2 separate regions of the Homo sapiens genome follow, and region 2 is linked to region 1. Evidence: chromatin loops called from intact Hi-C (ENCODE). Cell type or tissue: CD4-positive, alpha-beta T cell. All regions are shown on one strand. Each heading gives the region's core, and the rest is flanking DNA. Links, peaks and the distances in the headings are about the cores only. Region 1 has its middle 19 kb from the start of WWC3. Region 2 has its middle 15 kb from the start of FAM9A.

The links. Peaks named below come from ENCODE experiments on the same cell type or tissue, not always from the same donor. Only the 100,000 strongest peaks of a DNase experiment are listed, where the experiment ranks them.
Region 2: it touches region 1 in a loop (3-fold over the local background); 6 of 110 quality-filtered maps call a loop at or near these places.

Annotation. Positions count from the first base shown.
Region 1 is chrX:9,992,667-10,000,637 of GRCh38, reverse strand. No RefSeq gene overlaps it. Among named protein-coding and RNA genes, the nearest start is that of WWC3, 19 kb to the left of the region's middle. RefSeq lists an enhancer at 2,743-3,122. In CD4-positive, alpha-beta T cell, for the core only: CTCF peaks have their summits at 4,492 and 4,695 (motif pointing left); DNase peaks (open chromatin) are centred at 2,887 and 4,677.
Region 2 is chrX:8,812,238-8,820,208 of GRCh38, reverse strand. No RefSeq gene overlaps it. Among named protein-coding and RNA genes, the nearest start is that of FAM9A, 15 kb to the right of the region's middle. In CD4-positive, alpha-beta T cell, for the core only: CTCF peaks have their summits at 4,337 and 4,539 (motif pointing right); a DNase peak (open chromatin) is centred at 4,568.

The DNA of each region.
Region 1 (7,971 bases), core at 1,575-6,574:
AGTAGATAAACAAAAACAAATCCACACCTGTACGTGTCATATTAAAACTTCAAAACACAAAAGTTAAGAGAAAAATTTAACAAGAAGAGAGGGAAAAGAATCACCTACAAAGGAAAATGAAGTCATTTGATAATAAGAATCGCACCAGTAACAAAAGAAGCAGGAATGCAACGAATAATATCTTCCACCAGCTGAAAGAAAACACCTGATAATTTAAAACTCTATAACCAGATAAACTAATGTTTAAGAACTTAAGAAACAGGCCGGGTGCAGTGGCTCCAGTCAAGTGTAATCCCAGGACTTTGGGAGGCTGAGGCAGGCAGATCACTTGAGGTCAGGAGTTCAAGACTAGCTAGGACAACATGGCAAAACCCCATCTCTACTAAAAGTACAAAAATTAGCCGGGCATGATGACAGGCGCCTGTAATCCCAGCTACTCAGGAGGCTGAGGCAGGAGAATCACTTGAACCCGGGAGGTTGAGGTTGCAGTGAGCCGAGATTGCACCACTGTACTCCAGCCTGGGTGACAAAGCAAGACTCTGTCTCAAAAAAAAAAAAAAAAAAAAAAAAGAACTTAATAAATAGGCAAAATCTATATTTAAAAACAACAACAACAACTTAAGGCACTACTAGAAGACTCAAAGGAAGTCTTGACCAGAGGGAAGAGCTTGAATAGGAAATCACCAAATTAATCTACTAATTTTATAAAATCCCAAATAGTATAACAATATATTTTTACCAATAGATAAGCTATCTTAAAAATGGAAAACACAGTGAAAGAGTCAGAAAACATTGCAAAAAAGAAGACTAAGTGGAAAAGGCAGGACTTGGTCTGTTTGATACTGAAAGACACTGTAAAGCTGGCATAATTGAAAAAGTGCATTACTGAAGCATTAGTAAGCAGATAGGCTAATGAAGAAGGGAACTGAAATGAGTACACAGCATAAGAAATTAGCACATGATAAAGTGGGGGTGCGAATGTGTGGGGAAAATGGCACGATTCAATCAATAACATTGACCTGGCTGGGTGTGGTGGCTCACGCCTGTAATCCCAGCACTTTGGGAGGCCGAGGCGGGCAGATCATGAGGTCAAGAGATCGAGACCATCCTGGCCAACATGGTGAAACCCCATCTCTACTAAAAATACAAAAATTAGTGGGCATGGTGGTAGGTGCCTGTAATCCCAGCTACTTGGGAGGCTGAGGCAGGACAGTTGCTTGAACCCGGGAGGCAGAGGTTACAGTGAGCCGAGATCGCGCCACTGCACTCCAGCCTGGGCGACAAAGCCAGACTCTGTCTCAAAAAAAAAAAAAAAAACAAAACAAAAACAAAAACCATTGAGCAACTCTGCTGCAGCCACCTGGAGAAAATCTGTGCTGAATTCTCTGGCAGGGACTGGTATCCATCGTCACTGGAATCCATTCTCCCCTTCTTGCAGGACACATGGATACATTTGGTGGCCCCATTTGTGGTTGGGGGTGGCTATAATGTTAAAGTTGTCCATGGAGTGTGGGTAGAAGTAAGAGGTGTGGATTCTGGCCCAGGACTTAAGACATCCTAGAGGTGTGTGTCCTTCATGCTCTCTTTCCTCTTGCCACTTGCTGCTACCCACAGATGGAGGCAGCCCACCATCAAGCTAGAGACAAGGACAACATCCTAGGGGGTGGACCGGAAACAAGAGGAAACCTGAATCCCCAAATGACTCTTTGGAACCAAGTCACCCAGTGATCTCGAGTGTCTACCTCGGTCACTTGGTGAGATTTGTAGTTTAAGTCACTGAATTATTATTATTATTGTTATTTTTTGAGATGGAGTCTCACTCTGTCACCCAGGCTGGAGTGCAGTGGTGTGATCTCGGCTCACTGCAACTTCCACCTCCCAGGTTCAAGCGATTCTCCTGCCTCCGCCTCCCGAGTAGCTGGGATTACAGGCATGTGCCACGATGCGCGGCTAATTTTTGTATTTTTAGTAGGGACAGGGTTTCACCATGTTGGCCGGGCTGGCCTCGAATCCCTGACCTCAGGTGATCCACCTGCCTCGGCCTCCTGAAGTGCCAGGATTACAGGTGTGAGCCACCACACCCGGCCAAGTCACTGAATTTTATGAATCTCCTTTCTAAAACAGACTAGCTTTTACTCTGTCTCATACAGATCCCAAACTCACATCTCAACTAAATAAACTCTAGATGGATCAAAATCTAAATGCAAGCAAACAAAGTAAGTATGGGGGATTTTGGTGTTTTTTTTTGTTTCCTTTTGTTTTGTTTTATTCGAGACAGGGTCTTGCTCTGTTGCACAGGCTGGAGTACAGTAGTGTGATCATGGTTCACTGCAGCCTCAATCTCCCAGTCTAGACCAATCCTCCTGCATCAGCCTCCATAGTAGCTGGGACTACAGATGTGCGCCACCATGCCCAGCTAATTTTCTTATCTTTTGTACAGACGGAGTGTTGCTATGTTGCCCAGTCTGGTCTCAAACTCCTGGGCTCAAGCCATCTTCCCACCTCAGCCTCCCAAAGTGCTGGGATTGCGGGCGTGAGCCACTATGCCCCGTTATGTGGGGAAATTACTATACAATTTTTAAATTAGAAACAAATTTTATGTTTATATCTTACTTGTACAACTTGATGATTTGATATATGTGTACATTGTGAAATAATTCCCACAATCAAGCTAATTAAATATCTACCCCGTCCCATAGTTATGTTTTTTTCTTTGTGGTGAGAACACTTAGGATCTACCCTGTTAGCAAATTTCAAGTACACAGTGCAATATTGTCACCTATAGTCACTGTGCAATACATGACATCTCTGGAATGTATTCATCTGGTGAAACTGAAAGTTTGCACCCCTTGACGCACGTCTCTCCATTTTGCCCTCCCCCAGTCCCTGGAAACCCCCGTTCTCTTTGGCATCATGGAAACGCTGGCCTCATAACACAGCCCAGAGCTGGCTGCCTGCCTCCACTGCAGTGTGGCTCCTGTTAGCACAGTTCACTTCACCTTCTGCGCATTCCTATGAAGTCAGACACTGCGAAAGGGCTGAGATTGTCCCCTCTTGCCAGGGAACGAGGTAGCCTGTGCTGGTTCCATGCACACATCTGACCAAAGATCGCAGGGCTCGGTTCAGAGACACAGACTGTGTGTTCTTCACAGCAGAAAGCAGTAGCTCTGCAAGCTCCTGGGTTGGTCCCCACCATCCCGATTCCCATGGGCCACGCAGAGGGCCAGGTGCTCGCCTGCAGCTGTGCAGGTTGCGCCGCAGGAGGGGAGCCCTGAATTGGGAGCTGGAGCTTTCCTTGAGGTGACTTCATGACCTGCCGTCCTCCCCTCCATAGACATGACCTGGAATGTCACTCGCTGCCCAGGGGCTGAGGGAAAAGCTCTCTTGGGCTGTAACGCTGGAAGGTAAGCCCTTATCTCCTGGGAGGGGACAGAGAAGGCTTTAGGATGTGGGAATGCCTCTGCAGAGGGAGACGATCTCTATCTTTACTAGATGCTATCTGTAGCTCCCAAGACTGGTGGCTCTCCAATCAGCACTGACCAGAGCTTCTCAGGGCCCTTTGCTCCCAGCAACCAGACTCTGTGGGAATGCTGAGACATCTAGGGAGAATGGTCACCCAACACTTTTGTTTGCCATTTCAGGCCTGGGGTGCTGAGATGTCGCCCACTGTTGCCAGCCATTCGTACTGAAACAGCCCTCGTTGGTTGCCCCCAACCTGCTCCTGCTTTTAGAAATATAGTCGTCCATCTCTCTGTATCCACAGGGTGGTGGGAGATGGGTTCCTGGATGCCCCACAGATCCCCAAATCCAAGGATGCTCAAGTCCATGATATGAAATGGTGTAATATTTGCATATAAGCTAGGCACATCCCCTGTACACTTTAAATCATCTCTAGATTATGTATACTATTTAATACAATGTAGATGCTATGTAAATAGTTGTTGTACTGTATCGTTTGGGGAATAATGACAAGAAAAGGTCCGTGTATGTTCAGCACAGATGCAACCGTCTGAGGTCTAACTACACAGTACACATCAGCCACAGTGGAACATTGTGGACCGCAGGAGGGTGAGGCAGGAGGCAGGGGGATTGCTTGAGGCCAGGAGTTCAAGACCAGCTTGGGCAACATGGTGAGACCTCATCAACAGCACCACCACCACCGCCACCACCACAACAACAACAAACCAATGAAACATTTTTTGGAACTTTTGTTTGAATTTTTTCAATCCCTGGTTGATTGAATCTGGGGATATGGAATCGGTGGATAGGGAGGGCCCCACACAGCCCCTTTGTTAAACTCACCTTAAATTACTCAGTTTGCACGTGCCACGTGCTTGCTGTAGAGATCCTCTCCGGATTAAGAATATATTTTTAAAAACTACAAATCAATGGGAAAAAGACAAACCTAACGGGATGAGAAGCAAAGGCTCTGGGTAGGAAATTCACAAAGACAAAACCTTGCTAGCCAATAAGCATAAAAAGATGCTTGACCTCAGAGAGGCCAAAGCCGAGTCTCATACCCCACAGTAGTGGCGAGAATGTGAGGAAATGGGATCTCATTCGCTACTGGCAGAACTGAAATCCGAGGCATTATGGAATGCGATTTGGCAGTATCCTGGAAACTGCAGAGGCTCAGCCATTCCTCCGCTAGGAGTGCCAAACGCCGCACGTCTCCATTCAATCCTGCTCTCCGCGCGCCCCCTGGTGGCACTAGTCCGCACCTGCCCCATCCCAAGCGCATTGATTCCCAATGATTGGAAACAACCAAGTGTTTGTCAATAGGAGAATGTGTTAGTAAAGTATATTATATTTATAAATTATATAGTAGGACAGCAAAAATCAGCTAGGTCTAAGTCAACATAGGTAAATCTCTAAATCATAATGTTAAGTGAATAAAGGATATGCTCTTGTGAGTATGTGTGAAACTTTAAAACTCAGAACAATACTGTATTGTTTAGGAAACATTCTTTTGTAGTTAAAGTCTGTGATCAGGGATAGGGAGGATAAACACAACCTTCAGATTAGAGGTTACATGTGGGATGGAAGGATAGGAATCAACTGGATAGAGGAACCATTCAACTCTACCTGTAAACTATTGTTTCTTAAAAATGTCTGAAGCAAAGATGGCAACAAATTAACACATATTAAAATGGAATAGTGATTCACTGGGTGGCTGTAATATTCTCATATATATATATATATATATATACATATATATATATATATATATGTAGAGAGAGAGAGATGGAGTCTCGCTCTGTCGCTAGGCTGGAGTGCAATGGCGCAATCTCGGCTCACTGCAACCTCCAACTCCCTGGTTCAAGCAATTCTCCTGCCTCAGCCTCCTTAGTAGCTGGGATTACAGGCACGCGCCACCACAGCCAGCTAATTTTTTTTTTTTTTAGTAGAGACAGGGTTTCACCATGTTGGCCAGGATGGTCTCGATCTCCTGACCTTGTGATCCGCCCACCTCGGCCTCCCAAAGTGTTGGGATTACAGGCGTGAGCCACCACGCCCAGCCGACAACACTTTTTTAAAAAAATTTGTCCCCCTCCATACAATTGGTTTTTAAATTTTTTTTATTTTTGTGGGTATATAGGCACCTAGCCTCTTCTCTGTATATTTTATATATGGGAAATCTTTTATAATTTAAGGACAGTTAAAACAGCCTAAATGACTAATTTAAATCAGTGCAACAAGTCACAGTGCATCAACAGGATGGAATACAGTGCACCTTTTAGAAATCACCATATCAAAGAATTTAGGGATACTGGGAAAACGCTCAAGATACATTCAATGTGAAAGGATAGATTAGAAAACAATTGTTAAGTGAAATAAGCCAGGTACAGAAAGACAGACTTTGAATGTTCTCACTTATTTGTGGGAGATAAAAATCAAAACAATTGAACTCATGGTCACAGAGAGTAGAAGGATGGTTACCAGAGCCTGGCAAGGGTAGTGGGTGGGGAGTGGGATGGTTAACGGGTACAAAACTATAATTATTAATAGAATGAATAAGATCCAGTATTCGATAGCACAACAGGGTGACTACAGTCAACAATAATGTATTGTAGGTTAAAAATAACTAAAAGAGGCCGAGCGCGGTGGCTCACACCTGTAATCCCAGCACTTTGGGAGGCCGAGGAGGGTGGATCATGAGGTCAGGAGTTTGAGACCAGCCTGGCCAATATGGTGAAACCCCATCTCTACTAAAAATATAAAAATTAGCTGGTTGTGGTGGTGTGCGCCTGTAGTCCCAGCTGCTCGGGAGACTGAGGCAGGAGAATCGCTTGAACCGGGGAGGTGGAGCTTGCAGTGAGCCGAGATCTGTCTGCCACTGCACTCCAGCCTGGGTGGCAGAGTGAGACTCCGTCTCAAAAAACAAAAACAAAAACAAACAAACAAAAAAACACAAAAGGAATATAATTAGATTGCTTGTAACATAAAGAAATGATAAATGCTTGAGGGGATGGATTCCCCCATTACCACAATGTGATTATCATGCATTGCATGCCTGTATCAAAATATCTCTTGTACCCCATAAATATATACACCTACTATATACCCACAAAAATAAAAAATATTTAAAAACCAATTGTATGGAGGGGGACACATTTTTTAAAAAACAGTGTTGTTGGCCAGGCGTGGTGGCTCATGCCTGTAATCCCAGCACTTTGGGAGGCCGAGGCAGGCGGATCACAAGGTCAGGAGATCGAGACTATCCTGGCTAACACGGTGAAACCCTGTCTCTACTAAAAAAATACAAAAAATTAGCCGGGCGTGTTGGCGGGTGCCTGTAGTCCCAGCTACTCGGGAGGCTGAGGCAGGAGAATGGCGTGAACCCAGGAGGCGGAGCTTGCAGTGAGCCGAGATCGCGCCACTGCACTCCAGCCTGGGCGACAGAGTGAGACTCTGCCTCAAAAAAAAAAAAAAAAGTGTTGTTTTTCTCTTTCCCGACATAAAGATAAACATAAAGATAAATAGATAAATGTCAGATCCTTAACCTTGGCTATACCTGAGTAGTGCCACGACTGGTGACTTTTTTTTCTCCTATTCTGTATACCAATTTTACAAATAAATCTATAGTCATTCTTTCAAAAAAAAACCCAATATAATGAATAACACCTGTGCAAGTAACATGTCAAAATAAACAACTGAGCAATTAACAGCAGTAGTGTTCAATTTCAGGCCAAATATTGTACTCTCAAACTATTTGATGGGCTTATACCGTCACCTGGCGGAAAGCATGCTTTATGACTGCAACGTAATTTATAAAATCCAAATGTGTTATTTGTAATTTTTATTATTAAAAATTAATACATGCGCAGTATAGAAATTTCAGAGACTCCATAAAAGTACAAAGAACATGCAGAAGCGGGGCGAGCTGAGGTGGGTGCAGAGAATCGGATTCCCCAGGGCACAGTGAAGCTGGTACCCTGCGCCCAAGAGGACGTCCCCGTGATGCTCTCTGCTGTGTGAGCCCGGGAGGTGGCGGACACAAGCACCCCTGTCCCGGCAGGAAACCCCCCGGCTCAACACAGGAGGAACCTTGAGCCCTGAATCAACTCAGCGGGCCCAGAACCGCCAGCTGCAGCCAGTCGGTCCGGTGGTGTCTGGTTGTCCCGGGGGCCGGTTGTGTGCGGAAAAGAGGCGATGGGTGGCTGGTGCAGGCTGATGGTAGTGAGCAGCCTGTTCTCCCGGCCACCGCTGAGGCGGCAGCAGGGCTCAGCCAGGACAGCCTGGCTCCCTGGCCTCCCCGGACTGCCCCGGCCGAGTCTCGGGCCCAGCTCTGCTGGAGGACACAGAACTGGACCCCGCCAGGGCCGCCCACTCCCAGCCCCTGGGCCTAGGGGCTGTCTACAAGTGGTAACTTCATTTCCTCCACTTCCATTCATCCCTGTCAAATAAATGAATAAATAAATAAAGTTCGTGGGTACATAGTAGGTGTATATAGTAGGAAAGTACAGAAGA
Region 2 (7,971 bases), core at 1,633-6,632, 1.2 Mb after region 1:
AATTTCATGCTGGCTTCCTCTTTTACTACTGAGAACCAAGTGGGTGAAATTATACCTTTTCTTAGAAAAGAAGCAATTGAATGAGGCACTGAGGGTTTTTTAAAGAGCCTATAAAGTTTCTACAACTTCAAAGTAACAGACCTCACTGGCTTCACAGATACAAACTTTTTCAGATTAATTCTGAAAAGTTAACTAAGTGTATTTTTGCAACGAATTATGGAGTATATATGAAAAGAAAATTTGTTTTCCTTTCTTAAACGTGTATGTACATTTTTCATGTAATATGTATATGACTACATGTCCTTATGTATATATTAGTCATTCATGTAAGTATATTAGGCTCAGGTAAAGCTACATAGTTTTTTATTTAAATAAAGAAAGCCTTTAAATTGAGCCATAATTTGCTGATATTATATGCTAGTTTGGCAATTTCGCCAAATTTTGCTCATTTTTTCTTTTCATTGTTTGTCAATATTTATATGGGTTACCTACCTATGTGTTGCTGCTTCAGTAAATAAGAAAAATAATAATAATTGTGAACTGTTTTTTAAGTGAACTATATGGGAAAAATGAGTCACATATCTCAAGTATAAAGATAAATTTCTGATGTAAATATCTGTGTCTATTGTCAATACTGATTTTAAAGTCTCCCTGCCCGACATTGGTCACTATAGAAACACTGTTTTTTGTCTACTTGTGTATATACATATATATATACAAATATATTATATATATGTATATATATATATACACACACACACACGTGTGTGTGTGTGTGTGTGTGTGTGTGTGTGTGTGTGTGTGATCTAGAACATGGAAATACTGCCATCTGGTGTTATATCTTAAACATTATTCAACTGCCCTTGAGAAAATTTGAAATAAATCTTCAGATTTCTAGCCCTCGGGTTTTGCTAAGCAGGGAAAGCTCTTAGTCTCAGATAAATGTGTTCTTTTGTTTCTCAAAGGAAGAGGATTCTAAATACCGTATATGTTACATTCAATTAATGAATATTTGAATTAAGAATCCAACAAAGCAGTTACAAGATCATTTCTCTTCATACAAAAGGATCCTTCTTTAAGTCTGACACTGCAAAATTTTTTTTGCTTTGATCTCATTGCACGAAAATGTTATTCAGTTAGCCCAACAATTTTGAAATTATTATTTAAAAGCTTTTAATATCATGAATGACTATTTGCATTTGTAAAGTTGGTGTTCAAAATGCTTTTCAGCTACAAGAGACAGAAAAGGGCTTATGGCCTTCAAAAGGGAAGGGATTTATCACCCATGTGTCTGCAGGCCCCTATGGCTAAAGCAGGAACCTGAATTGCCTGAGAGTCCATTTTAAGGGAATTGGATCAACCCTGTACAACCATCATCAGGGCAGTCTGGCACATGCATGGTCTTTGGAGTTAGTGTCAGAAATTGAGAAGAAACTTACAGGGAGGAAACGCTTAATCTGAGATCTTGATGATGATGATGATGATGGTGATGATGATGATGATGACGATGATGGTGATGACAAGGGCTAGAAGAAATCAGTGCCTGTAAATTCCACGCCAATACTCCATTCTGAACACCCCACATAAATAGGGAACTCAAAGCCTAAGCAACCCATCTGTCCAAATGATTTGAAAATATGCTCCAGGGACAGTGAAAAGATGCATGTTTGAAGCCTGAGTAGGATGGAGAAACCCAGAAGAGGAGCGGGAGTGTATTGGATTATGGTCGCTTTTTTTCAGGGCCCCTGACTGCTGTCATGGTGTGTGCCTTCTACAAAACTTCTCTGCTCTGCTGGTGTTTGTGTTTCTTCTAACAAGGAAAGATTTGTCCAGGGTAGCCTGGAGCATTACTGAGTGCATGGACCAAGGGAAGAGACAGACCTTTGCTGAAACCCCCAGAATCTACACTTTATTTGCTCTGGGACCTAAGTCACAAAACTTCCTAGTCGAATCCTCTGTTTTTGGATTGTCAGATGAGCACAGTGGAATAAAATGTATATGTTTGCCTTGTAAACTAAATGGGATACAACAGGCATCAATATATATGTGTTAAAAGAAAACTTTCTTTTAAGTTAATAGTAATGTATTTTTCTTTTAAGTTAATAGTAATGTATAAAATCTAATCTTGATGAGAGTAATAGTGGGTACAAAATTGGCAAAAAAAAAAAAAAAACCCCACGGTGTAATTGGCTTGATATTCCACCTGACGGAGCAGCAAAGCATAGGAAGAGGGGACTTGGGAGCTAGAAAATTCCTAATTTCCTTAGGGTTGGTCTTCTTCTTGAGTGATTCATACACCACATCCTCATTTTAAAGATAATCCTAATTAACAAGCAATAATAACTAATCAATGATTATTGTTTTAATAAACACCTATTATGCTTAATATGTGCTAGATTAGGCAATTTCATGCTGGTTTCCTCTTTTAGTACTGAGAACCAGGTGGGTGAATAATTCCTTTTCTTAGAAAGGAAGCAATTGAATAAGATATTGAGGTTTTTTGTTTTTTTTTTTTAAGAGCCTATAAAGTTTATGCAACTTCAAAGTAACAGATCTCACTGGCTTCACAGATACAAACTTTTTCAGGTTAATTCTGAAAAGTTAACTAATTGTATTTTTGCAACCAACTATGGAATATACGTGAAAAGAAAAATTGTTTTCCTCTCTTTAACGTGTATGTACATTTTTCATGTAATTTGTATATGACTACATCTCCTTATCTATATATTAGTCTTTCATGTAAGTATATTAGGCTCAGGTAAAGCTACACAGTTTGTTGTTTAAAGAAAGAAAACCTTTAAATTAAGCCATAATTTGCTGATATTATATGCTAGCTTGGCAATTTCGGTAATTTTTTCCCTCATTTTTCTTTTCATTGTTTGTCAATATTTATATGGATTACCTACCTATGTGTTGCTGCCTTAGTAAATAAGAAAAAAAATAATAATTATAAACTGTTTTTAAGTGAACTATATGGGAAAAATGAGTCACATATCTCAAGTGTAAAGAGAAATTTCTGATGTAAATATCTGTGCCTATTGTCATACTGATTTTAAAGTCTGCCTGCCCGATATTGGTCACTATAGAAACACCGTTTTTTGTCTACTTGTATATAGATATATATATGTCTCTGTATGTGTGCGTGCGTGTGTGTGTGTGTGTGTGTGTGTGTGTGTGTGTGTATGTGTGTGTGTATGCCCTAGAACATGGAAATACTGCCATCTGGTGTTGTATATCTTATACATTATTCAACTGCCCTTAAGAAAATTTGAAATAAATCTTCAGATTTCTAGCCCTTGGGTTTTGTTAAGTAGGGAAAGCTCTTAGTCTCAGATAAATGACCTCTTTTCTTTCTCAAAGGAAGAGGATTATGAACTGTATATGTTAAATTCACTTAATGAATATTTAAATTAAGAATCCAACAAAGCAGTTATAGGATCATTTCTCTTCGTACAAAAGGATCCTTCTTTGAGTCTGACAATGCAAAAATCTTTTTGCTTTGATATCATTGCATGAAAATGTTATTCAGTTAACCCAATAATTTTGTAATTATTATTTAAAAGCTTTTAATATCATGATGACTATTTGGATTTGTAAAGTTGATGTTCAAAATGCTTTTAGGCTACAAGAGACAGAAAGGGGCTTATGACCTTCAAAAGGGAAGGGATTTATCACCCACTTGTCTGCAGGCCCCTATGGCTAAAGGGGGAACCTTAATTAACTTCCTGAGAGCTCGATTTTAGGGAATTGGATCAGCTCTGTACAACAGTGGTATTCAAACATTTTTACCTGAATACTCTCTAAAAGAATCTTGCCAACCTGTGCATCTCCCGGCACATTTTAGTTACATCTACAATTTGACATCATAATTTTAACTAGATGGAAAGAATGAAATTTCTGGCATATTCCAAATGTAAATATTTAAAGACAGAGCTGCAACATCACGCTTTTAAACTTTTCCGATGTAAGCTAATTATCATAACAGTTTGACACCTGTTATAGTTAATTAAAATCCCTAAAAATGCTCTTCTTTAACAGGGGAGAATTTTCAATCATTTGTTTTTTTCCTTGGGGTTTAATTTCTATTCTGCTCTCCTCAGACAATTTTATCTTAAAGTTATATTATTTGATATTTGAAAATCTTTTATTGATAACTTATTTTACTTACCTAAAACAAAACTGCATCAAATTGTAAATATTTACTTTTCAAAAATTCTTGCAACCACAAGACTCTAAGAGTTTAAAAACTTTCCTGTAGCTTGTGTTATTAATACATTTATTATTATCACATAGTTAATCAAAACAACATAAGATACAGCATTTAAAATATAAGTATATATGATTAAAACATAAACATTGATCATTTTTCAATAAAATTCATTGACATGAATCTCTTAATGGGATCAGTGGAGGTTTCCTCCATTTTTCTGTTATTATTTATTTACATATTCATATATAATGGTCTCTCACCTTTGGCACTATTGACATTGGGGGCTGGATAATTCCTGGAGGGGAGGGAGGACTGTCCTGTGTATTCATTGTAGGATGTTTTGCTGCATTCCTGGCTTCTACCACTAGATGTCAGTAGTATATTCCTAGTTGTGGTGACCAAAAGTACCTCCACACTGCCAAATCTTCCCTGAACAATCCCCCTCCTCATGAGAACCACTATTGACCATTCCTTCAATTTGGAGAACACAAAGATTTGGAAACACTGAATTTCAAAGGGATTTATTACTCATTACTATGAGTATTAATTTTACATGTTAATCTTTCCTATAGAGGGATTTTTTTATTCCAATAAACACAGGGTTGAGAACAATTGTAATATTGTTGAATTATAATAAGCCTTTCCCAAGGTGATATTTTTTAAAATAAAAATCTACTTTATGCATGTTTTTGTCAAAATCTTAGATCTATGTGCAAGGCTTTCCAATATATGGGAAATTTCAAATTAGTCCTCTTTTCAGTTAGCAAATCAGTCCTCTTTTCGAAGTACTCAGGCCAGGCATGGCTCACGCCTTTAATCTTTGTACTTTGGGAGGCCAAGGGGAGAGGAATCCTTGCTGCCAGGAGTTCGAGATCAGCCTGAGCAACACAGTGAGATTCTGTCTCCACACACACAAAAAATTTTAAATTAAGAAGTGAGCCAGACTTGGTGGTGCTGTAGTCCCAGCTTCTCAGGAGGCTGAGGTGGGAGAATTGACTGAGCCTGGGAGGTCAAGGCTGCAGTGAGCTATGATAGCACCACTGCACTCCAACCTGGATGATAGAGTGACAAAACAAAAACAAAAACAAAACAAAGTACTTAACCATATCAGACCTCCTTTTGTCAAAACAGTCAGGCTAAATAGTTCAATTCAAATAAATGAGCTACTATGCCTTTCATAAAACATGATAAGACCTACTGAGAAATAGATTACAATAGACATTTTTATAAGACTGATTAACAAAAGCAATCAACAGCTAATTAAATGAGCCTATCCACTTTTTATTATAGACTACATAAACAAGAATAAATCTGTATGTTGTTCCGCATTTTAAAATTTGCAGTATTGTAGTGTGATGTAAAAAACTACAAGTTCTTATTAAGCAGGGAATATGATAAATGGCATAATATTCTTTTGGTAAATATGGGTGTTGGTGTTAGGCTTTTGGGAATAATTAATTAAGGACCATCTATAATAATTCAGACTTAAATCTACTAATTCTGTTAGGCATTATGATCTTACTTTTCCTGTTTGTTGCATAAAAAAAATAAAGAATACAAAACTAAAAGTTAATCAGCCCAGTAGCCCATATAATTTTATGTGCTATTAATGGGAGAATATTAAACATTTTATAAGATGAAATAACATGGGATCGACTATAATTTAAGTATATATAGTATTATGTGTTTTGGTAAATTAGGTTTCCATTGGTATTGAACAACACATGAAATCTAAAAGAAATCATGTAGAATATTTTTATTCTGCATGTTTTAATCCAAAGTAACATGAAGATCTGGTAGATCCATACATCATCAGTTGCATTTGATCAAATCAGGATTATTAACCCATACTAGTTCAGGCCTTGAAGGTGCTTTGTTTTTATTATTATATGGCTAAAGGTATTCTTCTTCCCAATAAATGACACCATTGGACTGTATGTTGAGACCTGAAAAGAATTATTTACATTGCAATCCTTAAGGAAAATGACTTTTCTAGTTCAACATTTCTTCATATAGCTCTTTTTGCTTTATTACTGGACTCTGGTGAGATGATTGAGGATGACGGAAAAGCTGAGGTTGAGATTGGTGAAGCAAACTCACCATCAGGCTCACTGCTCATATTCTGTAGTGTATCTCAATTCAAAAACTCTCAGTCAGGGCCCAAATTCCTCATTTCTGACTGTACCCCTCCCCCAAAACAGGACAGAGCCTGTGTACAGAGCCCACATTTTAATTATACTTAGTTTCCAAACCAGGTAGTGCTTTTATATACACTTTCCAGTTTCCAAAATTTGCTGAAATTTCCTCTACTCCTGTCTTCCCCATTCTGTTTGTTCCTATGCATTAATACATTGATTTAACGTCATTATCGTGAACTTCGAAAAGGAGAGGAAATCATATATGTGGTTAGTCCACCACATAAGCAGACCTCTTCATCTTTTTGACCCTCACAATTTAGATGTTATTTAAAAATCTAGTTGATTTCATTCATAACTATCTGCCCTTAACTGCTCTTAGAATAGTTTGAATTTTTATAATCTCACCCACCTAAGCCTTTTCAGTTTCCTAGTTATTCTATGACAGAAGATTGACAGCATTTAATAATTCTTACAATTGTTTCTTCCTTTGAGAGAAAAAAAAAAGCTTATCAACAGAGTAAGAAGGTACCAACAAACTCCTTTTAGGTAGGGCTTGCAAACTAGAGCTTGTGGGACAATTCTGGCCCACTTCCTGTTTCTGTAAATAAAGTTTTATTGGGACACTGGCACACACATTCCACTGTGAGTGTCTGTGTCTATGCCTGCTCTCGAGCTACAGTGGCTGAGTTGGGTAGATGTGATAGGCTGTATGTCTGCACAGGTGAAAATATTTGCTATCTTTGTCTTTACAGAAAACGTTTGCTGAACAGTGCCTTAGATTATCATATAATGTATGTTACCCAACTTGCTGCTGTTGGGTTAGTCTGTGCCGACTTGCATTCATTATTTGTGGGAGATTTCAGATACTACAGTTATGGTTTTAGAGGACGTTTCTGAGTCTAATATGCCTCCCATGCTTTATTTTAGCTACGCACATTAACACATGTCTGGCATGTGAGAGTAAGTCTTTTATTTTGCAGCTGATCAAAGGTTTGCTTTGATTAAGGGAATTTTCCACCTACGTGTTTCTTGAGTGAAAATGAGTTGCATTATTGACTTGCATCCCATTTGTATTTTGTTATATTATTCACGAATGTAAACAAATATTAATGCATTCTCATCAAATGCTTGCTCTTTTATGGACATGTACAATGTTCATATATGGTTAGCACTGCCAAACTTTTAGCAAATAAAAATACAGGATGCCTATCGTTACAGCTGAATTTCAGATAAACAACAGATAAATTTTTAGTACAAGTATGTCTAATGGAAAAAAATTCAAATTTAATGGGATGTCTTGTGTTTCATCTGCCAAAACTATTTATGATTTACATTTGTAATGTGTATATTTTCTAGGGTAGCAGAGCTCTAGGGACATATGCCAAAGATGACAGGTAAACTTGAAATGAAGAACTGAAAACCCACTTTTATAAATGCAGGCCATTGTGTTTACTAATACCAACCTTCGAAGCAACAGATTTGTGCAGACAGTAGTTGACAGAGCGGGAGCATCTCCATCTTGAACAAACACCACCATTCTAAGTTCCCCTTGATTAAAAAACCACCTAAATCCAGCCCTAAAACATCAGCCTAATAGCTAATGTCAGCATAACCAGAAACATT